Linked DNA regions of Homo sapiens: region 1 is linked to region 2. The links are chromatin contacts, found by Hi-C or POLR2A ChIA-PET in ENCODE. All regions are on one chromosome and are shown on one strand. The core of a region is the stretch at or near the end of the contact, and the rest is flanking DNA. Distances in the headings are between cores, read along the strand shown.

Region 1 (3,898 bases), core at 271-2,770, 2.7 Mb before region 2:
TACATAAACTAATCTATGTAAAAGTGTTTAGAATGAGGCCGAGCACAGTGGCTCATGCCTGTAATCCCAGCACTTTGGGAGGCTGAGGTGGGAGGATCTCTTGAAGCCAGGAGTTTCAAGCCAGGGGACCAGCCTGGACAACATAACGAGACCCCATCACTATGAAAAATTTAAAAATTAGCTGGGCATAGTGGCATGTGTCTGTAGTCCTAGTTGGGAGGCAGGGGTGGGAGGATAACTTGAGCCCATGAGTTCGAGGTTACAGTGGGCTATGATCTCATTGTCACTGCATTCCAGCCTGAGTGAAGAGCAAGACCCTAGCTCACTAAAGAAAACCAACCAAACGGCCAGGCACAGTGGCTCACTCCTGTAATCCCAGCACTTGGGGAGGACGAGGCGGGTGGATCACATGAGGTCAGGAGTTCAAGACCAGCCTGGCCAACGTGGTGAAACCCCGTCTCTACTAAAAATACAAAAATTAGCCAGGCGTGGTGGCGGGTGCCTGTAGTCCCAGCTACTCGGGAGGCTGAGGCAGGAGAGTTGCTTCAACCTGGGAGGCGGAGGTTGCAGTGAGCTGAGATTGCACCACTGAACTCCAGCCTGGGCAACAGAGCGAGACTCCATCTCAAACAACAACAACAACAACAACAGCAACAAAGCCAACCAAACAAACAAGCACTTAGAATGATGCCTGGCACAGAGTAGTAGGGGGCAAAAAGACTTGAGCTGGACCCTGAGGACGTCTTCACAGCATAGAAGCGTGAGGGTGGCTGGCTGGAGCCGGGAGCCTGAGCTGCACACAGTCCTCCTCCAAAAGGGCCTGGGGAGTCTGGGAGGGGTTCATCCACAGAAGCATCCACGGGCCGGGACCTCTGGCCAGCTGCCTAGGCCCTCCCTGGGGAGGCATGCTAGCCTCCAGCTCCAGCCCCGGATGCACGGAGGCTTTCCCAAGGTGCTGGAAGTGCCGCTTCCTTCAATAGAGCCTGGCTTCCCCTTCCCAGCCCCCTTGGTCTGATGTGAATGGACACTTCCTGCGGGGGCAGGTATCAATAAACACATCTGAGATGCCCTTTGTCCTCACTGGCCAGAAAGCCCCAGGGCAGACTTGCTGGCTTCAGGCCCTGAGCCTATGCCTTGTGACGCTTCCTTTCTTAGCCTTGGCAGCCCCAGTCCTGATTGATCCATGCCTCTGTTTCCCTCTGCATCTTGATAAAGACAGAACATAGTCTTTTCCTACAGCCCCAGCCCCAGCCTGTGGACCATCCTGGGGGATGGGGCCTGGCGGGGAGCTGGAACCAGGTCCCATTCTCTTTGGGATGTCCTGTGAGACCAAGGACGGGACCTTTTGCATCTAGTGCAGGGCCAGCCACAGCAGGCAATTAATAACTGTTTACTTGACAACCTCTAGCAGCTGGTCAGAGTTCAGCTGTTTGGGTGGGGCTTCCTAGGCCCGACTAACCAAGCTTGGGTCCCACCTCCAAAGGCTAGGGCGTTGCCTTGGCGACTGTGGGCTAAGCTCACGCCCTGTCATGAAAAATACACAGGCCTGTCCACACCCACACACACCCATCCCGTGCACACTCACAGGGGTCACCCGGGGCCTGCTGGGTGGAGAGAGGTGAAGGTCACAAAAACTGGCATTCTGAGAAGATGCCAACAAGAGCTCCTTTCCCTTGTACTGGGACAGAAACATCTGAGGGTGCCACAGCTAGAAATCTCAGGCACAGGTCCAGGCCCAAGTTCTGAGCAGATGCCCCTGATGGAACTCTGCATCCCCACAGCCTCCCTGCCTGGGCCTGGCCCATGTTAGGACCTTGGTAAATATTTGTGGAATGAAAGAATGATGTTTTCAGCTTGGGTCTGAGGCAGAGCAGGAATGTTGCACGGAGGGCGTGGAGGTCAATGCACGGTCAGTTCATTTTTTCTAAATAGCTGAAGGATGAGGCATCAGCCCCGCCTGCCCACTGGAGGGTTCTGGAGAGGTGGGTGGCTCTTCCTGTCTGCAGTGCTGGCCTGTCCAAGGTGTGAATCTCAGCTCAGTCACACAGCACTGTGTGGCCTTGGGCAAGTCACTTCTCTGAGTCTGTTTCCTCATCTTTAAAATAGGGATGATACCACCCATGTTGGGGGTGTTATGAGAACTAAATGTGACAGGTATAAGATGCTCAGCAAGAGCCTAGCACATAATACATGGTCATAAGACAGCTCTTCCCTCCTGCCCACAGGATTTTAGAGCTGGCAGCCCTCAGGTTAAGATGAAGAAACGGAGGCTCAGAGAAGGGTGGGATCTGCCCAAGGGCACACAATGAGGGCACAACTAAGTGGACACTGAGGCCCCAGGACGTTGCAATCCAAGCGAGAGTTTTACTCCTGAGACTCAGGCTTTCCCAGGTTCACGGCACTCTTCCTCTAGGTGGCCCTGCCTCCTTACCTGGTGGCAGGTGGCGGGTGGCGGGCGGGGGGCCTGGGTCTTGACAGCAGCACGGCAACTGGACGGTTCCCGCCTGGCACATGCTCAGGCCCAGGCCCCGGGTCATTTTCCTGTCCCACATGCTTTTGGCCACCCTGGAGCCAGGGGCTTTCCTCCCCACCCACTTTTCCCGGTCTCCGACAATGACCCAGGTGTCCAAAAGGATCTGCTCCTGACAATAAGCAACATCCTCTCGCCAAAGAATTGTAATTTTAGCCGGGCTGCACAGCTTCCCTGACAACACACAGGCATGTGCACAGATGTGGAGTCCGCGGGGCACGTGCAGGCCCCTCTGCGTGCTGTGCGCTGCCCCTCTCCCCCATGCCATGCCTTCGAGTGTCCTCCTAACGACAGGCTGCTGTGGGCCTTGTCCCAGCTGGAGTCTCAGACACAGTAAATGGGGTGTTTTCTGGCCTTCCCTCCCTCCCCAGGACAAACCCCTGTGGACCCTTGGTTTGTCCTGTCCCTCTGGCTTGTCCTGGACCCTCTCCTGTCTGGCCCTCTTGCTTGAAAACTGAACATCCTCCCCTGCTCCCCAAACTTGAATCCTAAGACAGCTTTTTTCTAAAAGGGGAACAACTCCTTTGGGACCTGTGGGATGGGTGGCCAGTGTGTGAGGGGTGGGGAGGTGTGGGGGATTGAGCAATGCCCCCTCTCCCGTACTCCCTGAACTCTGCTTTCTCTCTGATGCACCCACCCGCCGTGCATCTCAAGGAAGTTGCCTCCAGGGGAGAACATCCCTTCCCTACTGCTGCGGGTGCTATGGGTACAATCCTGGGGTCATTAACCCCATTGCTTAGACCCTGAGGGCTCCCAGCCTGGTGCCCTGCCCCACCTTGTTCACAGGGACACTCAGGCCAACAACCACGCTAGCCCCACTTGTCCACACCTCTGTCCACTTGAGGGCCCCCAACCCCACCCAGCTCAGCTTTGCGCATCTTGCTTTGGCTGCCAGCTCTACTCTGCCTGCCCTGCCATACCCTCCTCTGGCCTGCAGCCCCGTGTCTGCTGAGCCAGCCCTTTGGCCAGCCCCCAAGGTATGTGTGCTGGTGGTAAATACTACCGTAGCTGAAGCTGGAGCTGAATTCAGCTCCCAGCCCTGGGGTGGCTCTGGGGTAGGAGGTGATGTCAGGCAAAGGGAGAAAGGGGCAGAAGCTGGGAGAGGTGCTGGTGGGACCTGCCACATGGCCTGCTGGGGAAGGGGGCAGCACAGGGCCCCCTTGGGGCAGGTTTTGTTTCTTCCTGGGAGTACGTGGGAGAGCCCTTTCCCTAGGTCCTCCTCACTTCTGTTTCCCGGCAGAGCCATAGTTTTGCAGCTACACCCACCCCACTCAGGTGTGAAGGGGAAGTCCAGGCCAGCACGGACAAAACCAGGGGCACAGCCAAGCTTCCTGGGGCTCCTTTTCCACTGAGCCTGCTGCAGGGGTA
Region 2 (3,939 bases), core at 735-3,234:
TCAGTCAGCCCAATGCAAACAGCATTGCTACACTCCACCCTGGGCGGTAGAGCAAGACCCTGTCTCAAAACAACAACAAGAATAAAAGACTTCACCTACTGGGCACCTTGGGCGACTTCACCTACTGGGTTGGCCAGGCCTTGTGCTGGGCATAGAAAACACCAGAGATGGTGTTGGGAGTGTGTGTGTTGGATCTCTGTGTGTTGACCGTGGTGCCCATCCTCCACCACACCCTTCCTGGCCCTGGGCTGGTGATGTTCTTTCTTGGGTTGGGCCCTTTGAGCTGTCACACCTGCACTCTCTCTTCTGAGCCCCACACCATGGTCCGGCCACAGTCTCTCCTCAACTACCTCACCCCCAGGCCAGGCACCACTCCAGGAGCACCACCTATACTGTGTTCAATGAAAATGACACCCCCTGGAGTTGTGCAAGGAGGTGGCACTGCCCACCCCACCCCCAATTCGTGTAAATTTCCTGAGGGCAAGCTCTGTGTCCAGCCTCCCATCCGATTCTCTAAAGAATTCCTTTCTGTTCTCTGCATCTCAGTTCCCTCGTAGGGGCAGCACAGGGGAATTCCTGTGCGAGTCTTCCAGTTCAGCCATTTAGGATTCTACCCTACAACCCATTCACTTGTTTATTCATTTCAGTCCGCAAATACTTTTTGAGTACCTACTGTGTGGCAGGCATTGCTCTAGGTGCTTGGGCTATATCCATGAACAAAAAGTACCCATCTTTGCCCTCGTGGAGCTTACAATCTAGTAGATAGCAGTGAGGGTGACAGAGACCCAGAACAACACATAATGCCTAAGGAAATTCTACAGCATGCCGTGGGGGAAAGGAGCAAGGTACAAAGGCAGCTGGGAGAGGAGTGCATGTTCCTTCAGTAAGGTGGTCGGGGCGCTCATCCAAGAAGGAAGACTCGCAGGAGGTGAAGGAGGGAGCCAGGTAAGAAGCCCACGCACCAGCCACCAGGCAGTGGTGAAAGCGGAGGCAGAGTGAAAAGCCTCAGGCACACCCTGAGATTAACAAAGAAGTGAGAGAAGGGGCTTTAGGACCTGGAGGTTTAAAGCCAGCAGCAAAGAAAGGACGGAATTCTGTTCTTATTGTATGGAAAAGACAATGACAATGGCACTGGACTGCTCCAGCCAGAGCCAGGGGTAACCAGCCTCCACCCCAGCTGAACAATGGGGGAAGCAAGGCTGAAGGAAGTGAAACCCTTGACCAGAAGCGGGAGAAATCTCCTCCCCACCACCTTCCCCACTCCAGACCAGCAGCTCTGGGCCAAGAGGCCTGATACCCAGCTCCCAGCCCAGGTCATGGTGGGTGAGACACATCATCTGTCCCCTTCCGTGTGCTTTGAACTTACCAATCATATTCCTGCCTCAGGGGCTTGGTGCTTTTTCTCCTCACTAAATCACTACTTCTGCAACTCAATGTCACCTCACAGGTGACAGTGGTCTTCCCTGCCATTCTTTCCTATCGAAAATAGCCTACCACCTCTACCGGCCTGTTCCTCTCCATGCCTCTACTCTGCTGACACAACCCAATATCATATTACATACTGACAGATATCCACGTATTGATTGTCCGCCTCCATCACTAGGATCTGAGCTCTGCGGGGGCAAAGACTGTGTCATGTCCATCATCGTGTCCCTGGCATCGAGACCATTGCCTGGCACACATAAGCACTCTGTTCTGTCCCTATTTGGGGTTAGAAGATGCTGGAGAAATTACCTAAGCTCTACCCAAACTCTTTGGAAGTATCTTTCTCACAAAATGTACTCATCAATCATACTGGATTGAACAGTGTCCCCCCAAAATTCATGTGTACTGGAACCTCAGAATGTGACCTTATTTGGAAATAGGCTATTTGCAGATGTCATCAAGTTAAAATGAGGTAATAATGGATGAGGATGGGCCCTAATCCAATAGCTGATGACTTGTTAGCAAGAGGGAAATTTGAACACAGAAGGAAGAGGATGTGAGACAGAGAGATGACATCAAGTGACCACGGGGGCCACGATGAGGGCAGTGCATCTGCAAGCTGAGAAGCACTGAAGATTGCCAGCAACACCAGAAGCCAGGAAGAGAAAAGGACATGCCTCCCCCAGAGCCTTCAGCAGCAGCATGACCCTGCCAGCAATTTGATTTCAGACTTCTCGCCTCTAGAACAGTGAGGGATGTCACTGTAAGCCATCCAGTTTGTGGCACTTTGTTGGATCAGCCCTAGGAATATAATACAGCAATGTTACCTGGAGCTCCAGTCCCACAGGTGGCCAAAGATCGGTCACTCCATCTGCCAGGTGCCCATCCCTGGAGAGGACCCAGAAGCCTTACACATTAGACATGTCTTTGCAAGAAAAGTGCCTTTTTTTTTTTTTTGAGATGGCGTCTCACTCTGTAGCCCAGGCGGGAGTGCAGTGGTGCGATCTCGGCTCACTGCAACCTCCCCTCCCAGGTTCAAGTGATTCCCCTGCCTCAGCCTCCCAAGTAGCTGGGACTACAGGTGCGTGCCACCACACCCAGCTAATTTTTATTTTTTTGTATTTTTAGTAGAGACGGGGTTTCACTGTGTTAGCCAGGATGGTCTCGATCTCCTGATCTCATGATCCACCAGCCTTAGCCTCCCAAAGTGCTGGGATTACAGGCATGAGCCACCGCGCCTCGCGCCCCCACCCCCAGTTTTTTTTAAGAGATGGGGGTCCTGCTATGTTCCCCAGGCTAGACTCCAACTCCTAGACTCAAGCGATCTTCCTGCCTCAGCCTCCCAAGTAGCTGGGATTATAGGTGTGCACCACTAAATCCAGCTAGGAGCTTTCAACTTTTTTTTTTTTTTTTTTTTTTGAGATGGAGTCTCACTCTGTCGCCCAGGCTGCAGTGCAGTGGCGCTATCTCGGCTCACTGCAAGCTCCGCCTCCCGGGTTCACGCCATTCTCCTGCCTCAGCCTCCTAAGTAGCTGGGACTACAGGCGCCTGCCACCACGCCCGGCTAATTTTTTGTATTTTTAGTAGAGACGGGGTTTCACCGTGTTAGCCAGGATGGTCTCGATCTCCTGACCTCGTGATCCGCCTGCCTCGGCCTCCCAGAGTGCTGGGATTACAGGCGTGAGCCACCGCACCAGGCCTTTTTGTTTGTTTGTTTGTTTGTTTGTTTTGTTTTGAAACGGAGTCTTGCTCTGTCACCAGACTGGAGTGCAGTGGCACAATCTCAGCTCACTGCAACCTCCACCTCCCGGGTTCAAGTGATTCTCCGGCCTCAGCCTCCCAAGTAGCTGAGACTACAGGCACACACCACCACGCCCAGCTATTTTTTGTATTTTTAGTAGAGACAGGGTTTCACCATGTTGGCCAGGAAGGTCTCAATATCTTGACCTTGTGATCCACCCACCTCAGCCTCCCGAAATGCTGGGGTTACAGGCATGAGCCTCTGCGCCCGGGCTTATTTTTGTTTTTTTAAATGAAGGGTCTCGCTCAGTTGAGATGCATGATTATAGTGGCACAGTCGTGGCTCACTGCTGACTCAGATTGCTGGGCTCAAATAATCCTCCTGCCTCAACCTTCCCAGTAGCTGAGACTTTAGGCACGTGCCACTGTGCCTGGCTAGAGCTTGCGATCTTGTCAGGAAAACACAACTTACAGCTTGTTCTGGTGAAGATTTCCCTGCCCATTCTCTTAACTACAACTTCCAGAAAGAGGAAGTGCTGGGCTTTCCGTGAAGGGCCTACACTGACTTTAGAGGTCCGGCCATGAGGCCATGCCTCCAGGGTGTCATCACAGAGCAGCGGGGACCAGTCCATACATAATGCCGGTCACATACTGCATTTCAAATGTTCTAGCCACACTTTTAAAAAGTAAAGAGAAACAGGTGAAATTAATTTTAATAACATATTTTATTTGACCCCAAATATCCAACTTATCTTTTTCTCTTTTTTTTTCGAG

What was found. Hi-C counts contacts between places; a loop is a spot of excess contacts on that map. ChIA-PET counts read pairs that join two places held with the same protein, here RNA polymerase II (POLR2A). Pooled maps may share reads with other maps.
Region 1: a pooled map shows a loop between it and region 2 (6-fold over the local background). The contact joins two enhancer-like sites. A Hi-C loop is called at or near these places in 2 of 50 pooled maps. POLR2A ChIA-PET finds 5 or more read pairs at or near these places in 2 of 52 experiments (activated T-cell and activated naive CD4-positive, alpha-beta T cell).

Annotation. Positions count from the first base shown.
Region 1 is chr10:71,764,918-71,768,815 of GRCh38, reverse strand. The region is part of intron 38 of CDH23 (cadherin related 23); the gene reads right to left. The region is part of intron 1 of VSIR (V-set immunoregulatory receptor); the gene reads left to right. Among named protein-coding and RNA genes, the nearest start is that of VSIR, 6.7 kb to the left of the region's middle. RefSeq lists an enhancer at 1,280-2,479. Within about 2 kb of position 1,520, at least 30 of the 41 ENCODE cell types and tissues checked have a DNase peak (open chromatin) inside an H3K27ac peak, as active enhancers do.
Region 2 is chr10:69,049,541-69,053,479 of GRCh38, reverse strand. No RefSeq gene overlaps it. Among named protein-coding and RNA genes, the nearest start is that of SRGN, 37 kb to the left of the region's middle. RefSeq lists enhancers at 1-257, 258-759, 880-989, 1,130-1,259, 2,070-2,199. Within about 2 kb of position 1,984, at least 9 of the 41 ENCODE cell types and tissues checked have a DNase peak (open chromatin) inside an H3K27ac peak, as active enhancers do.